Regions from separate parts of the Homo sapiens genome. Here region 2 is linked to region 1. The links are chromatin loops, found by intact Hi-C in ENCODE. Cell type or tissue: OCI-LY7. All regions are shown on one strand.

What was found. A loop is a pair of places that touch in the nucleus more often than their neighbours do. Peaks named below come from ENCODE experiments on the same cell type or tissue, not always from the same donor. Only the 100,000 strongest peaks of a DNase experiment are listed, where the experiment ranks them.
Region 2: it touches region 1 in a loop (3-fold over the local background); 1 of 110 quality-filtered maps calls a loop at or near these places.

Annotation. Positions count from the first base shown.
Region 1 is chrX:148,377,921-148,382,920 of GRCh38, forward strand. No RefSeq gene overlaps it. Among named protein-coding and RNA genes, the nearest start is that of AFF2, 120 kb to the right of the region's middle. RefSeq lists an enhancer at 3,542-3,631. In OCI-LY7, a CTCF peak has its summit at 2,408 (motif pointing left); DNase peaks (open chromatin) are centred at 2,411, 2,901, 3,461 and 3,921; H3K4me3 peaks cover 2,416 bases; H3K27ac peaks cover 3,269 bases.
Region 2 is chrX:148,130,264-148,135,263 of GRCh38, forward strand. No RefSeq gene overlaps it. Among named protein-coding and RNA genes, the nearest start is that of FMR1NB, 150 kb to the left of the region's middle. In OCI-LY7, CTCF peaks have their summits at 3,053 (motif pointing right), 3,255 and 4,582; a DNase peak (open chromatin) is centred at 3,048.

The DNA.
Region 1 (5,000 bases):
ACTAGTTTACAGTCCCACCAACAGTGTAAAAGTGTTCCTATTTCTCCACATCCTTTCCAGCACCTGTTGTTTCCTGACTTTTTAATGATTGCCATTCTAACTGGTGTCAGATGGTATCTCATTGTGGTTTTGATTTGCATTTCTCTGATGGCCAGGGATGGTGAGCATTTTTTCATGTGTTTTTTGGCTGCATAAATGTCTTCTTTTGAGAAGTGTCTGTTCATGTCCTTCGCCCACTTTTTGATGGGGTTGTTTGTTTTTTTCTTGTAAATTTGTTTGAGTTCATTGTAGATTCTGGATATTAGCCCTTTGTCAGATGAGTAGGTTGCGAAAATTTTCTCCCATTTTGTAGGTTGCCTGTTCACTCTGATGGTAGTTTCTTTTGCCGTGCAGAAGCTCTTTAGTTGAATTAGATCCCATTTGTCAATTTTGTCTTTTGTTGCCATTGCTTTTGGTGTTGTAGACATGAAGTCCTTGCCCACGCCTATGTCCTGAATGGTAATGCCTAAGTTTTCTTCTAGGGTTTTTATGGTTTTAGGTCTAACGTTTAAGTCTTTAATCCATCTTGAATTAATTTTTGTATAAGGTGTAAGGAAGGGATCCAGTTTCAGCTTTCTACATATGGCTAACCAGTTTTCCCAGCACCATTTATTAAATAGGGAATCCTTTCCCCATTGCTTGTTTTTCTCAGGTTTGTCAAAGATCAGATAGTTGTAGACATGCAGCGTTATTTCTGAGGGCTCTGTTCTGTTCCATTGATCTATGTCTCTGTTTTGGTAACAGTATCATGCCGTTTTGGTTACTGTAGCCTTGTAGTATAGTTTGAAGTCAGGTACCACTTCTATTTTTTTTTAAAAAAAGAAAAGGGTACATGTATCCAAACTGTCCTTCCAGCGCCATCTGTTACCTCCCAGAGGGGAAAGTATCTCTGAGCTGGTGGAGAAGTAAAGGAAGGTGCAAGCTTGGAACCTGATCAGAGCCCCATTGGGAATAGCATTGGAGGTTGTTGGGAAGTGGAAGGGGAAGTCCTTCCTGACCCAGCCTAATATGGAGGAGGCTCAGAGTGAGAGGAAGGAGGACCCACCAGGGCAGAAGGACTCATTGCTCCTGCCTTCCCCTGGAGAGGTGTTGAGAAGACAGCATCTACAGGGTCAAAGTCTAAAGCAGAAATTGGCTCCTCTTTCAACTGTTTAAGAGATGCCACACAGACTCTGCAGGAGTCCCGGAGTTTTGGATCCTGGTTTAATTTTATAAAAGCCAGCACATATGGGATCTCAATGCATTTATTAGAAATTTTCTGCAATACAATTTCAATTGTAAATAGTGTTATAACTCAAAGACCCCATTCCTAGGCTGTGTCTCTTTGTCCCCCTGGGGATTCCAAAGCCAAGCAACATTACAGAGAAACATCAGCTTCTTTTTCTTTAGATTATCCAATTCAAATTCATCTCAATTACTCAGGATGCATCCTAGGGAGAAATCTTTTGGTATGCCTGCAGTGTTTTCCGTGGTAGACCTGGTGTCCTATGATTAAGTAGCCTGGTGAGGGATGGAACCCTTGGCTCTGACAAACCCCTCTTCTTCCCACCCAACCCAGACCCTCAGAAACCTGGTGAGAACCAGGCAAGACAAGGAGGACAGAGGGAAGGGAGCTGACTGAGGGAGCTTGAGAGACTCTAGCTCTCAAATTTTCTGGCCACAGCCCTCAAAATCTAATAGGTTGTAGATTTTGCACCAGCTCTAAGTAGAACCTACTGTATATTTACATTCATTGGCACTGACTCTATCAAGAGATAACATGATGGACTAGACAAACCAAAAAAGTAAAGTGGTGATCTGGTCTAGTGAGTAAGGCCTTCTCCCAGGAATTGTGAAGGGTCAGGCTCACATGCAACAAAGACCATCAAAGGAAGTACATTTTCACTTAGACAAATGACAAAACAGATTTCCAGTTTCCAGACCCCATAAAGAAGACAAAAATTGAGGAAAGTACTGAGAAATTTCAAAGTCTGAGACAAAAGGGAACTCCAGGTTGCTGACTACTTTTTAGCCAGCTCACGAACAGGGGACAATTTTTCAGCTCAATACCAGAAAGCTGAGCCAGATTCACTCCAGCTACCCAAACAAAATACCAGATGGGTAAATAGGAATCACTCCCATTGGCCAAACAGAAACTGAAACCAGGGTTCCAAGAGCTGATTAATTAAACACCAGGACTCCTGAAGAGTCAAAACAGACTGAAAAGGAAGAAGGTGAAGGGAAAAAAAGGAAAGCAAAGGGAAGATAGAAGATGAATGAAAGGGAACGGGGACACACTCAGAGTCTGGATCTGATTCACCAAGGCGCTAACACTGAAACAGTGGTCCAGAGTGCCAGCTTTTGTTCATGTCTGGTCAGACACCTCCATCCTCTGGGCAATCTCACTCACTCTCCTGGGACCTAAAAGGAGAGCCTCACCTGGGGTGCCACAAAATGTTACCAGCATCATGGATTCTTGTGATTGCCCAGGATAGAAACCAAAAGAGATAACCAAACATAGCAGCAAAGGAAAGTTTATTCCGCTTGTGCACAGGGGAGTCAGCACCAAGAAGGGAAAAGAAATGGGTTGCTTATCGAGGGTAGTCTGTGAGTTAGGTTTACAGGAGTTTTCTACAGGAAAGTATTACATTCGAGCATGTATAGGAGTAGGAGGGATTTTTCTAGTGCTTGTGCATTGGCTCAACATGCTTTTTCATACATCATATGTAGAATTAGCATTTTACATCTCCACCTCTGGGCATGATTTTTAACATTAAAATAAGGAAGGGGTAACTGTAGTTCGAAGTTTAACTCTAACTGCACATGCAGGGCCCTGGGGAAGTCCCTAGCCCCCGAAGCAGGAATTTGTGGTTAACAGCTTCTTGGGTCTTTTATTACTGATTGGTTGAGAGTTAGGTAAGCTACAGCTTGAGTAAGGAACTTGCATTCTTTTACTCCAGACCATATTAAAACAGGGAACCAACCAGCCTGCCTGTCTCATAGCTAGTTTGCTTTAATCTGTTCCCAGCTTACCTTCCTTTTCTCAGATGAAATGAGACTCATGTTAACCAAAATGCCATCCTACCTTTTGTCTTTTGACTAGACACATTGTAGAGGTTTGGATTTGTTAACCTGGAATGGGAAAGGCTGAGAGGGGAAATGATCCTGGGTATGCTAATGAGCAGAAAGAAAACAAGGATGGCACGGATACCTCTCTCTCCCCCTTCTATGTGTGTCCTCTACCTGTTGTACATTCGTATGAGATAGGTATTAATATAACCTACACTTCGTAGGTGACGAAACAGTCTCAGAGAGTGAAAGGGACTTGACCAAAGTCACAGAGCCAGTGAGTGACAGGGTCAGGGAGAGAAGCCACGTCTGCATGACTCAAAGCTTATGTCTCTAATTACCCTACATACTACCCCGCCGCCTTTGCAAGTTATAAATAGGTCATGCTGGCTTTACTCATTAAGTCCTGGGTTGCTAAAGTGAAAGAAAAACTTCCTTCCCAGTATGCCTTGTACACATCCTGAAACTGAAAGAAAGCACTTTAGAACAAATTAAAGGCAGTTGTCTTCTGTGTCTTAGGGAACAAAAATACTAATTGTATTTTTAACCTCAAATTGTAGAGCCTGAAAAGACTGGCTTGAGAAGGAGCCTAGGTCATTCCCTGGACACCTAGAGGTCTAGAGGGCATAATAGAGGTCCACAAGTTTTTCTCAATGTGAAACAAACAATAATCCTCCCAACCAGACAGAGAATTTACATACGCTCCCTTTCAGACCGGGCAGGCAGACAAAGTCACAAGTGCTTTGACTTTGGGCTAAGGATTCTGTCAGGTCCATCAATCCTTTAACCTCACCTTCACAGCCATGATAGCTAACCCTGACTGAACACTTTCTGTATGCCAGCCACTGTTCCACTTCCTTTACTCCTCATAACAACCCTGAGGTTATGACTAGTATCACCTCTATTTTGCAGAAACTTGAGGGCATCTCATGCTGACAAGAAACTAATTGGGAGTTACCCAATCCTTTCAATTAATTCTTTAAAAGGGAAAATTTATTTAATTACTCCCTCATAAATGCAGGTGGTAAAGAAGGCTATTCAAATAAATAAATGCTGTTTGATATAGCAAAATATTTCAAAATGTGTAGTCCCCAGTGAGGAGAGTTCTTTATAAAGGTGGCCTTGATGATGGGAAGCTTTGGGCTGTCGATTGGCTTAGATCATATAATGAGTGATAATCTTACTGGGCTCTCAGAGAATTCCAGGAAGTCTAATGTAAACCCTAACCTTTGGGGGCCCGTCTCAGGAAGATCAGTGACCATTCTTGCTCAAATTCATCACTAGAGTCTCTGGGCTGGGTCATCGGAATGACCCATTTCATATGTAAAGTCTTTGAACACAAGAAATCAGTCATCTTGTAACACTAAGATAACACAAAAACCCAAAAACATGCAAAAAGGGACACACGTGTATGATAAATCTGTGGCTTGGGCCCCATTTATACTCTAAAATACATCACTCTTGCCTTCTGTTCTACTTATTGTCACTGGCTGCACTTTGCTAGAATGGTCAGATCCATTGGGGGTAAAAATCCCAAGCATAGCAACAGTGTCCAAGCAGAAGCAGCAGTCAAATGTTTTTAACTATCAGAGGGAAGGCCTGTGTACCAATAATCAACTCAGAAGCCAAATCAAAGTGGGTTCCACTGTAGCAGAAATGATGTGGAGTAGAACTAGCAAGGAAGGGCAAGCAGTCCCCATCTTTTAGAATTTTGCACCAGATCCATGGAAATCTCAGTCCAGCAAAATGCATCTCAGCCAGCTAGAAGAAAACCGCTGGCTGAAAGTTTAGTGGCAGAAAATGTGACCTGATTTTCTTCAGAAATAACAATGATGGTCATTGAGTGATAACTAACTACACCCCAGATACTATTCTAAGTGTATGTTATCTCATTTGATTTTCTAGAGGGATAC
Region 2 (5,000 bases), 250 kb before region 1:
ATTAAGAGGGGCTAACATTTCAAGCTAACACATGTTACTGAACATAGAATTGTACACATGAGGTCATTACTGCAGCACATGTGTGCTGGGCTCAATAAGTAAATATCAGGTGCACACTTTCCTTCAGAGGCAAGGAGCAGTTGTACAATAAAAACAAGGGGATGTGGCATTCATCTCGTGGTGACAAGATACCATTTTCTTGGTTAGTGCTGAGGCAAGTTTGGGATACTTTTCTCTGAATTTTAATAGGCAGAAGAACCTTATCTGGCGATATATGCTTCTAAAGTTCCTAGGATTATGGTTGTAGTTTTAGCAATGAAATGAAAAGCTAAAGCTGGATTCATTATGGAAAACAAAATAAATTCGGTGGTTTTGAAATTTCCAGAGGCTACCTGAAAAATAGGTATTGATGTATCTCACATATTTTTTAAATGATAGGATCGGAACAAGACATATTAGAAAAGTAATTTCACCACATAGTGAGGGTTGAGAACTCCATTTATTGTTTAACTCCAAATTTAGCATGTTCTAGTTAAGACCTTATATCAGTCGTTAAATCTTGGTGATTAAATTTCCAAGAAAAACAAACAAACAAACAAAAGCATTTCCTCTGTGGAAGGCAATATGCTGTATTGGTTAAGAACACAGACAGGTTCTGGCAGCAGATTTAGCTGTGTCACCTTGAGTAAATTTCTTACTCTCCTTCTGTCTCAGTTTCCTTATCTGTTAAAAAAAAAAGGTGACTTTAGACACATTTACCTTATTTGGGTACTTATGAGAATTAAATGAGTTAATACATACACACACACACACATATATGAACAAATTAGCAATAAGAAAGCAAACAATGCCATCAAAAAGTGGGCTTAGGGCATGAGTAGACAATTCTCAAAAGAAGATACACAAATGGCTAACAAGCACATGGAAAAATGTTCAGCATCACTAATGATCAGGGAAATGTAAATCAAAACCACAGTGCAATACCACTTTACTCCTGCAAGAAGGGCCATAATAAAAAAATCAAAAAATAGTAGATGTTGACATGGATGTGGTGAAAGGGAAGCACTTCTACACTGCTGGTGGGAACGTAAACTAGTAAAACCACTATGGAAAACAGCATGGGGATTCCTTAAAGAACTAAAAGTAGAACTACCAATTGATCCAGCAATCCCACTACTGGGTATCTACCCAGAGGAAAAGATGTCATTATATGAAAAAGATACTTGCACATGCATGTTTATAGCAGCATAATTCACAATTGCAAAAACGTGGAACGAGCCCAAATGCCCATCAATCAATGAGTGGATATAGAAACTGTGGTATATATATATATACACATATATATATATATATATGTATGTATATATAGTGTGTATATATATATACACAATTGTATATGTATATATAATTGTATATATATACACATAATTGTGTATGTATATATAGTGTGTATATATATACAATTGTGTGTGTATATATATACAATTGTGTATATATATATACACAATGGAATGCTACTCAGTCATAAAAAGGAATGACTTAGTGGCATTTGCAGCAACCCAGATGAGATTGGAGACTATTGTTCTAAGTGAAGTAACTCAGGAATGGAAAACCAAACATCGTATGTTCTCACTCATAAGTGGGAGCTAAGCTATGAGGATGCAAAGGCATAAGAATGACACAGTGGACTTTGGGGACTCAGGAAGAAAGGGTGGGAAGGGGGTGAGAGATAAAAGACTACACATAGTGTTCAGTGTATACTGCTCGGGTGTTGGGTGTACCAACATCTCACAAATCACCACTAAAGAACTTACACATGTAACCAAACACCATCTGTTTCCCAATAACCTACGGAAATAAAAAAAAAGTGAGTTAACATACATGAAGTCCTTAGAGAAACACCTGGTATGTAGAGAATATTCATGAGCAGTAGATATTATTATTACCACTTACTGTTCAAGGTTCTGTATCATTTTAGTTGAAGAATATGCTGAGATTTCTAAGCAATTTTAAAAATATATCATTTACAGACATTTGTGTATATGAATCATAATTTTTCTGATACTAGGCAAGCAAAGGAAGTCCAGAAATAAATTAGACATCGAGACAAATGTCAGTGCAATTGATAACCATTATACCAAATTTCAAAATTTCATGTATATCCAGACAGTTTCATTCTTCTCATTAACCGACTTGATAATATGTAAATATTAGGTTGGTGCAAGAGTAAGTGCGCTTTTTGCCATTACTTTTAATCCCACTACTTTGAACATACTTCATATATTTTCCATCATTTTTCTTACCATTTTGTAAACAAATTCTTCCCCCATTCCTTTTAATTGCAAAAAACACACTGACTTTTGTACCAACTTAAATAGTTATATATTTGAAATTAAACAACAAAACTCTTCTGATATAATCTGTTCTATATATTAAGGTTCCATGTAAGATTGATTTTAAAAGTCCGTCCCACTGATTAAAAAAAAAAACTAAAAAGGTTTAAAGTTCATTGATCTAAAGAAAATAGTGTTTCTTTTACTGTAATAATAATGATGATAATATAATTTTTATGAAGTACTCTCTTACCTATGATCTCATTTGTTACAACAACCCAGCAAAACAGCCAGGGTCGGAATTATCATTCATATTTTACTGATGAGAGAATGAAGCCTCGAAGAGGTAAAAGTGACTTACTCGAGTGACAAGGCTATTGTGACCCAAAGCCAGAAAGGATTCCAATCCAATTCTTTATTCCTCATTCAGTTTTTTTACTTGACCTGCCTCGCAGCCGACAGGGCTAAATGTTCCTGTTCCAAAGCTGAGGGCCTTTTCTCCTGGGTGCTCCTGATGCAATGATTTATAGCAGAAGTGCGGGGTCATGCCTTTCTGGCTCCTTACAGGAGGGAGGTTTTCCGTGCACCTTGGCTTCTGATCGCACTGTGTAGTGAATTTGGAGGTGTCAAGGTGGACTCACACGGTAATGTGAGCCTAAGATGAGAAGTTAATTAGGTCTTTTGATATCTAATGAGGTTTCAAATCATTTATCACCAGTAGAGAGCACTATAAGATTAGAATTAATAGCAGGACTTGCATGAAGAAAATAATGTTTGTATCATGAATGTATTACAAAGGCGGAGTTAAAATGATTGATTTTAAGCAAGCATGATCTGCCCTTGTAATAGTAGATCATTTCCATCAGTTGAATCTTTACAAAGCAGTCACTCAAAACTTGCATTTAAATGTAATAGCAATATTAAAAGAAGTAGGCGTTGCTTGCTTGTTGAAGTTACATTGAAGAGGTTCAATTCTGAATCATAACCCAGGCATATGTGCCTTCTACTTGAATATCTTGCTTCCAAACCACTGTTGCAGTGTTTATAACACAGAGTTCCTTCTTTCTTCCTGACTCCTGTGTTGCATATGGGACTCCACACATACAGAATAGGTTCAAAGATATCAAGATACCATGGGGCTTCATGCTGACCCCCTTTATTTTTCTTACTTGGGATTTGTGGCTGTTGGGCTTTCTTAAACCTTTTTTTTCTGGTTGTAGATATAAAATCAAGCTTCATTTCATAAGTAGCCTTCAGTGTATTCATATTATTTAGAGACATGCAGTAAATACAAATCTGCCCACAGTCTACAGACTGAAATATTGGCATTTAGTTCCATCCTAATTACAGTATTTTACTAGTCTAACACTGACATGCATCACACAATGACTTTCATGCTGTGGAAAGCTTTGAAATGGATCTGCCTTAAAGATAGCTGCACTTACACTTCATATGTTTTTCATCATTTTTCTTACCATTTTGCCAGTTCCCCAAACTAGCTGTATTTAAACAAATTCTTCCCCCACAGCCATTTTGTTCTCTGATTTCACCCTGCCGTGAAGTCTCAATGCAAAATCGGCAATAGCATGATTGATCATTTAGCTGACAGCATAGTCATGAACACGAGGTAGAAACTTCACATCCAGTAAGAGGAGAAGCTGGAATGCAGAGGTATTAAAATACAAATATCTCCCATGAAAACAGAGGAAACATGAGAGGTTTAATGTTTGAATAAATCTCCTCTATTCCCCAAACCCTAGCCATTGATAAATGTGCTCCCTCTTCAATCTTGTTTCAGTATTCAAGTTTTCTCATAAGTAGTGTATTTATTGAAAAAAGCCCTCTCCCTTTACTCTGTCCTCATCACAACAGTAAAAGAACCCGCCCCCCGACCCGCCAACCTTGCAAAAAGAGCCTGTGAGAATGCTTTCCTCTAAGGACTCAGTTACTTGCTTGCCTAAATGAAGAAGAGACATGTCTGTAGTAATACTTGCATGTTGGACGAGCCCCATTCAGAAGAAAATCACAATGAGGTTTCTGTTTATACAGGTGCCATTAGGTGTACTTACTGTCACAGTTGTAAGTTAGGTAGCTAACCAAGTGCACTGCACATGGAGTTAAAAAATTCAAATTTAAAAAATGCAAATAAGCTAACTGCTGGCATGAGGATTGGGTCTCCCAAACATAGGTTCTATCATTGTAGTTCCCCAAGGGGGCTCTACATACACTTACAGCAGTATACTGGGCCACTATCCTGGCTATTGAATACCAAGTCCATTTTATATATCATTGACAAAGATTTGTATGGCCTCAAAGAGGACTTTCAATTGGGGGCTATTGCTTTTATTTTTGCCTTTTGTGTAGAATTGGCATTTTAGGGCTGCTGGCAAAATTAATTTACTGACAGTGACAGCATCTGTGAAATACATTTACCTAGAAAATGTAAATATGAATATACATATATCAGAAGAATGTATTATAAAAAGTTTCACATTACTTGCGTTAAATATTCAATGATATAATAGTTATGAACCCATTTGATCTAGAGTCTCACCACAGTAGGGTAGTATTTTTAATAATAATTTTTTGAATCTTATACATTTTAAATTTATTATTTGGGGCTTTAATTTTGTATATACATAAGTGTCTCTTAAGTGAAGGAATTTA